2 separate regions of the Homo sapiens genome follow, and region 2 is linked to region 1. The links are chromatin contacts, found by Hi-C or POLR2A ChIA-PET in ENCODE. All regions are on one chromosome and are shown on one strand. Each heading gives the region's core, a stretch centred on a gene start or an enhancer-like site at or near the end of the contact. The rest is flanking DNA. Distances are from core to core; before and after follow the strand shown.

Region 1 (3,130 bases), core at 424-2,923:
AGCCCAAACACCTGATGGGAGGGTTGAAAATGAGGCAACTGGCACATGGTGCTGCATCCATTTTAGGAGAAGAGAAATTAAATTCCTAGGGAGCCATTCCTCTGTGTTGAGTTGTGTCAGCTTCTTGAAGGGGCAGGAGAAATGGATTCAGGAGAGAAAAAGGCTGAGAAAGGACAGAGAAGAGTGTGTACAGCTCGCTGACATTTGCAGTCGCCAGCTGGGGCTGGGCTTCACCAACAAACAATGAATGTGGGCGACTGGGCTGGTGGTTAAAGGGCTTACAACTCCAGCACGATGGACTGAGTCCTGCACATAAATAAGGAATGTAAGTGGGTCAGTAAAACATGCCAAAGGCAAGCAGTAGGTGCTTAGAGAAAGGATGGTCAGTGAGGACTTGAGTAGCCAGAAGACAGATGGAGGAGAGAGGTCTTAAATGAGTCAATCCTTGAAGGGTAGGAACTTGACAGGTGGGGGTGGGGAGAATTTCAAAACAGTTACTGAGGGGAGTGGTAGACAGCAGATTAAAGTTAACTTTCTCATGTGGAATGGGAGCCACCAAAGGTTTCTGAGCAGAAAAAGCAGGCATAAGGGAACACTGTGGGGAAAATGATTGAGCAACCTCCTATGCAGGGTGGAACAGAAATGGGAGACAGTGAAAGACAAAGTAGACTATTTCCATACAAGGTTCAGGAGCAGGCAACATGGTCAGGGCTTGGGGTCAGATGAAACTGGGTTCAATTGGGATTCTGCCACTTAATGTTGTATAATATTGAACAAATCACTCTCCCTGAGCCCTCAGATTCTCTATCTGTAAAACAGGATAACAAGAGTGCCTATCTCACAGGACTGTAATGATTAAATAATAAAGAGGCAGCACATAGAAACCACCCAGTGTTCATCTATCTATCAAACATCATTATTATTAGGAGTTAGTGCATGAGATTTCAAACAGATGGAAGCAATTACAATGCAAAAAATTTTTTAAAAGCTGGATGTGAGAGCTGTGAAAATGTAAGAATGAATAAGACTCCATTCTTGGGGCTGAATGGGAGTGACAGCCCAGAAATGGCTGTTGATTTCCAAGGGGTGCATGAAGAAAAGTGCAGAGGATGGCTTTGAGCCTTTCTCACTTGGATGGGGATAGTAGGGCAGTTTCAAAGGAGCAGAGACAGGCTGAGGGAAGCCACCCTGGACAGGGCAACATCCTCACAAAAGGTAGGGAAACAGAGGGAGTGTTAGGGAGGAAGGGTAAGTTAATGCTGTATAAATACGTTTAGTTAAAAACATATTATACCAAGAAAACAGAAGAATGTACTTCAAGATGTAGCTATTGCCAGGTTGTATGAATTTTAGGGGATTTTTAGTGTTGTTTTCTATGTACTCTGGTAGTTGTGAGTTTTTCATTTTTTGGAATTAAGAGTTAATATTTATATACCACTTACACTTGCCAAGCATTGTTCTAAGGGCTTTACAGATATTAACTTAATTTTCAAAACAATGCTATGAGGTTATTCCCATTGTTCTTCCTAGTTTAGAATTAAGGGAACTGAGGGAGGCAGCCACTTAGAACACGGCCAAGGTCAGAAAGAAGGTTAATGGAGGAGTCAGCACTCTAATCCTGGCAGCCTGGCTCCTGATTCTATGCTCTTTAACCACATATGATACTTTTATGATTAAGAAAAGAAAAACACCTAGTAATTGTTATTCACAAAACCAGGGGGAGGAGTTATTAGTCACTTTACGGGGTAAAAGGAAGTAGAGGGCAAGAACAGCTCACAGATGACTGGGAGTTACTGGGGACTGCTGAGTAGTTTCCACAGCTTGAAGGGAATGGAGGTCAAATGATAAGGGGCTGAACACAGAACTATTAATTCAGGGACCAGGCAGTGACTACAGAGGAATATTTAGAAAAATTTGGCAGTGTAGTCAAGACAAGGAATTGTATCGAAACTTTCAGGGGCAGGAGGGTTGTTTCAGAGATGGTTGGCACTGGAGCATTTCCAGAAACAGAGGAGGAGAGTTGAGAAACTAGGGAGAGTGAAGATGTGCAAAGAGGGTAACTGAGAGGGCAGAAGGGGATGAGCTCAGGACTGCGCTCAGAAATTGGTCAAAAGAGGAGCTGATAAACCAGAACTGGAGGATACAGTGGTGGAAAAGCAGGAAGGAATGAACTGCTCATACAATACAGGTGAATCTCTCAGATATTATATTGAACAAAAAAGCCAGTTATAGAAGAGCATGCACTGTCAATTCCATTCGTTCATTCGAGACGAAATCTCACTCTGTCGCCAGGCTGGAGTGCAGTGGCGTGATCTTGGCTCACTGCAACCTCCGCTTCCCAGGTTCAAGTGATTCTCCTGCCTCAGCCTCCTGAGTAGCTGGGACTATGGGCATGTGCTTCCAAGCCCGGCTAATTTTTGTATTTTTAGTAGAGATGGGGTTTCACCATGTTCACCAGGCTGGCCTCGAACTCCTGACCTCAGGAGATCCACACACCTTGGCCTCCCAAAGTGCTGGGATTACAGGTGTCAGCCACCGCGCCTGGCCCAATTCTATTCATATAAAGTTCAGGAACAGGCAAAATGCATCTACAGTGATAGAAACTATAAGAGTACAGAGTGGGTGGGGATATGGATGAAGAAAGACTGGCTATGAGTTAGTTGTTAACTGCTGCAGCCAGGTCACTTCAACAATTAAACTGCATGAGGTTCATTCTACTTTTATATATGTTTGAAAATTAAAAAAATTAAAAGTCTATAGTCCTAAACATGTCATAACATATTATATGATAATTAACATTATCAGTTATTTTTATCATTATTTGTCATGAAAGAATGGAAGACACGTTAATTATTATCTACAATTTCCTTCTTTAGATCATGATCTAACAAGTATGTCCAATGTCCACAGCACAAAGGAAGCAGCTGCCTTTTGAGGGAGCATGGACAGGATTAAAAAAGCCACAATCTGGGCCCTCTGCCCATTTCACACAATGCTCAGGCTCTGGGTCACAGACATCCAATTTTTACTTGCCAGGAAGCATCATTCCTTGGAGGTACGCATGAAAAAGGAAAGGCCCAACACTGTGGTGCAGATACTCCTAACTTTGACATGCCAAAAAATGCAAAAT
Region 2 (2,975 bases), core at 256-2,755, 36 kb after region 1:
CCTTATTACCAACAAAAAGTTAGGAGTGATGTATGGGAGCTAAAAAAGTAGACCTCATGGAGGTAGAGACTAGAATGGTGGTTACCAGAGGCTGGGAAGGGAAGGGGGGGATGAAAAGTTGGTTAAGGGGTCCCAAAATACAGTTAGGGAGAAAGAATAAGTTTTAGTATCTGACAGTACAGTAGAAAAATTAGAGTCAACAACAATTTATTGTATATTTCAAAACAGCTAAAAAAATGTGCAATGTTCCCAACACAAACAAAAGATAAATGTCTGAGGTGATGGACAGCCCAATTACCCTGATTTGATCATTATACATTGTATACATGATCAAAATACCACATGTATCCCCCAAATATGCACAACTATTATACAACAATAAAAAATGTTTTAAGAAGTTAGGGGTGAAATCCAGCACATGGAACAGCATATACATCCCACAGTACTAATGGAGGCCAGAGGGCATGTGGCTTTGGGTGGGAGGAGTGTCAAGATCTCTATGGTTCCTGCGTAGGCAGTCTTCTCTGTGTTGGCTAACTATAGTCTGAGAACTATTCACCTCAGTAAACACTGGTCAAGTGCCTAACTGCATCCAAAGTACTGTGGGAGACAATACAGTGTAGCCATTAAGAAAACGAATTCTGGAATCAGGTAGGCCTGGGTTTGTGTTCGGACTCTTTCACCCATTCCCTGTGTGACCTGCGAATATCTGTTGGCTGTAATTATTATAATCTTGGTGCACCTCAATTTCCTCATCTACAAAATGGACATAAGAACTATATGTACCTCAAAGAGTTGCTGTGAGAGTTAAATGAAATCATGCAAGTATGATGTTTTGTATAATACCTTATACATAGTAAGTGTGCAATAAATACTAGTCATTGTTATTCCTAGAAGCTTCCCCAAATTATTTTAAAAAGAAGGCACCTAGATCTAAATGACAGTCCATGTAACAAAGAAAACCCTTACTTGAGCAATTTCAGTGAAGGCCATTTTTCAACAATGCTCACTCACTTCCCTCCACTCTGGGTCCCAGTCATGTATAAAACACTCTGCTTTGTGTTGACTAAGCTCCACAGTGACATTCCAAGGAGTTCTGGTGTCCCTCCAAATATTCTAGGCTGCCCTTTTAACCTGATACTGATACCCTGTCCACTCTACTGTTTAAGGGGCTATTTAAAAATTTGGCTTTGTAAAGCAGGGAGCAAGGCAGAAAGCCTTCAAAGCTTTAGCAGTTGGCGTGGCAAGGAACAGAAAAGCAGCATTTTACAGTATCAAATACCAGAAGTAGCCCTCATAACCACTAACTTTGTAGTGCTCTTCCTTCACTGTGGCGAAGTGCTGAGCATGTTACATGCATTACATTACTGAAACCAAGGCCCTGTGACGTTCCAGTGAGTCCAAGGTGCTAGCTGGTGTGAGTACAGCTGTGGGCTCTAATCTATGCTTTGCTTCAAAGTCCACGCATGCAAATCCTGGGCAACTCCCTGAGTTTCCAAGGCAACTCAGCCAACTCATCCAGAGGTAACTAGCTTCCAATAACTGTATAAGCTCACTCCCATCATTTGGTAGGTTGGTAGGTCAATCAGTTCAATTTATTTTTATTTTTATTTATTTTTTGCTTTCTCTGATATTTGACCAACCACGACACCTAGTGGCCAGTGGAGCACAAACATGGGTTGCCCGAAAAGGCTGATGGACGGGTGATGTGTGTCTTTAGCTTTAAGACACACGTTGCTCATGACCAGGAAAAACCTGATGGATCGTGTTCAAGGCAAAGAAACCAAGGCACAGAGAAATGAAGCGACTTGCCTAAAGTCAAAGCTAATGTAGAACTGTGTGGAAATACTGAACCTTAGTGTTAGAACTCGTATTCTGATTCAGACTTGGCCTAAATTTGATCCTCAGCAAGATACTTTCTTCAGTTATTCAACAAACATTGACTGGGCACCTCCTGAGTAAGGCACTGTGCCAGATGCCGGGGACATGACAGTAAGCAAGGAGGACACGTCTCGATCCTTGCAGTCAAATAGGAGGGGAAGATAAACAGAGAATCCACAATAACAATACCAGCTAATATGTATTAAGGACTCTGCTTCAAGAGTTTCATGTACACCAACTCGCTTCATCCTTGACTTGAAACAATCCTATAATGGGGGTGCGATTATTATTCTTGCTTTGAAAATGTGCAGGAGAACATTTAAGTTGTGGGTAACAAACAGGGCTCCTATGCCTTTCTAGGTCTAAGTTTCTGAAATAAAGTTGTGCTAGATACTGGAAGATTTCTAAGACCTCTTTCCAGATCAGTTTCCCTTCACTTCTAGGATTCTGGGGTAAAGCTGGGATTAGACCTTGGTCGGTTTTCCTGACCAAGAGTCTAGTGTTCCCTCTCTATACACTGTGCTGGTCAATATTTATGAATAACAGCTGGAAGTTATTGAATGCTTACTCTGTGCCACGCCCTGAATTTCTCAGTTCAGGCAATCTTCTTCACAACCTATGAGACAGCTTTAAGATACAAATAATAACTGAGTGAAAAATCATGCTCTAAAATAGTTTAAAAGATTTCCAAGATAAACAGAGAGGCTTCCAACCTCACTCAGCTGTAGCATCCTGAATCTCTGTTCTGTCTGATTTTGTTGAATGGTGGATTTAAACCTTATGTATTGGTGTCCTCAGGCTCTCATGAAGGGAATGGATAATGGGTCCAGGCAAATGGTTCAATGATGAGTTACTGTCTAGGGAAACAGGGGGCATCTTGTTCAATAACAACATTGCTTTGGGGTAATTCTGGGTCCCTAGAAGTATCTACAAAGCCTGCAAGGTCAAGTGCAGGTCGACTTGGCTCTTTGGTTTTATGATTCCAAATAAATAAAACACATTTCCAACAGTTCAGCAGGGTATATCCGAGATCGGCAAACTCTCCAACGAGGTATTCCCGTTAACCCTTAGTCCCTTACCCTCCCTGAGGGTAT

The links. Hi-C counts contacts between places; a loop is a spot of excess contacts on that map. ChIA-PET counts read pairs that join two places held with the same protein, here RNA polymerase II (POLR2A). Pooled maps may share reads with other maps.
Region 2: a loop to region 1 is called in a map of endothelial cell of umbilical vein, with 3 times the contacts of the local background. The contact joins two enhancer-like sites. A Hi-C loop is called at or near these places in 9 of 168 maps with a recorded cell type or tissue (GM12878, K562, OCI-LY7 and 6 more), 23 of 37 single-sample maps with no recorded cell type and 13 of 50 pooled maps. POLR2A ChIA-PET finds 5 or more read pairs at or near these places in 7 of 52 experiments (GM12878, H1, HepG2 and 4 more).

The regions. Positions count from the first base shown.
Region 1 is chr1:67,722,143-67,725,272 of GRCh38, forward strand. The region is part of intron 2 of GNG12 (G protein subunit gamma 12); the gene reads right to left. Among named protein-coding and RNA genes, the nearest start is that of GADD45A, 39 kb to the left of the region's middle. Within about 2 kb of position 1,674, at least 5 of the 41 ENCODE cell types and tissues checked have a DNase peak (open chromatin) inside an H3K27ac peak, as active enhancers do; they include mammary epithelial cell, where a contact is called at or near this core.
Region 2 is chr1:67,758,791-67,761,765 of GRCh38, forward strand. All of the region lies in intron 2 of GNG12 (G protein subunit gamma 12), which reads right to left. The region is part of intron 1 of LOC105378781 (a long non-coding RNA gene); the gene reads left to right. Among named protein-coding and RNA genes, the nearest start is that of GNG12-AS1, 72 kb to the right of the region's middle. Within about 2 kb of position 1,506, at least 21 of the 41 ENCODE cell types and tissues checked have a DNase peak (open chromatin) inside an H3K27ac peak, as active enhancers do; they include mammary epithelial cell, where a contact is called at or near this core.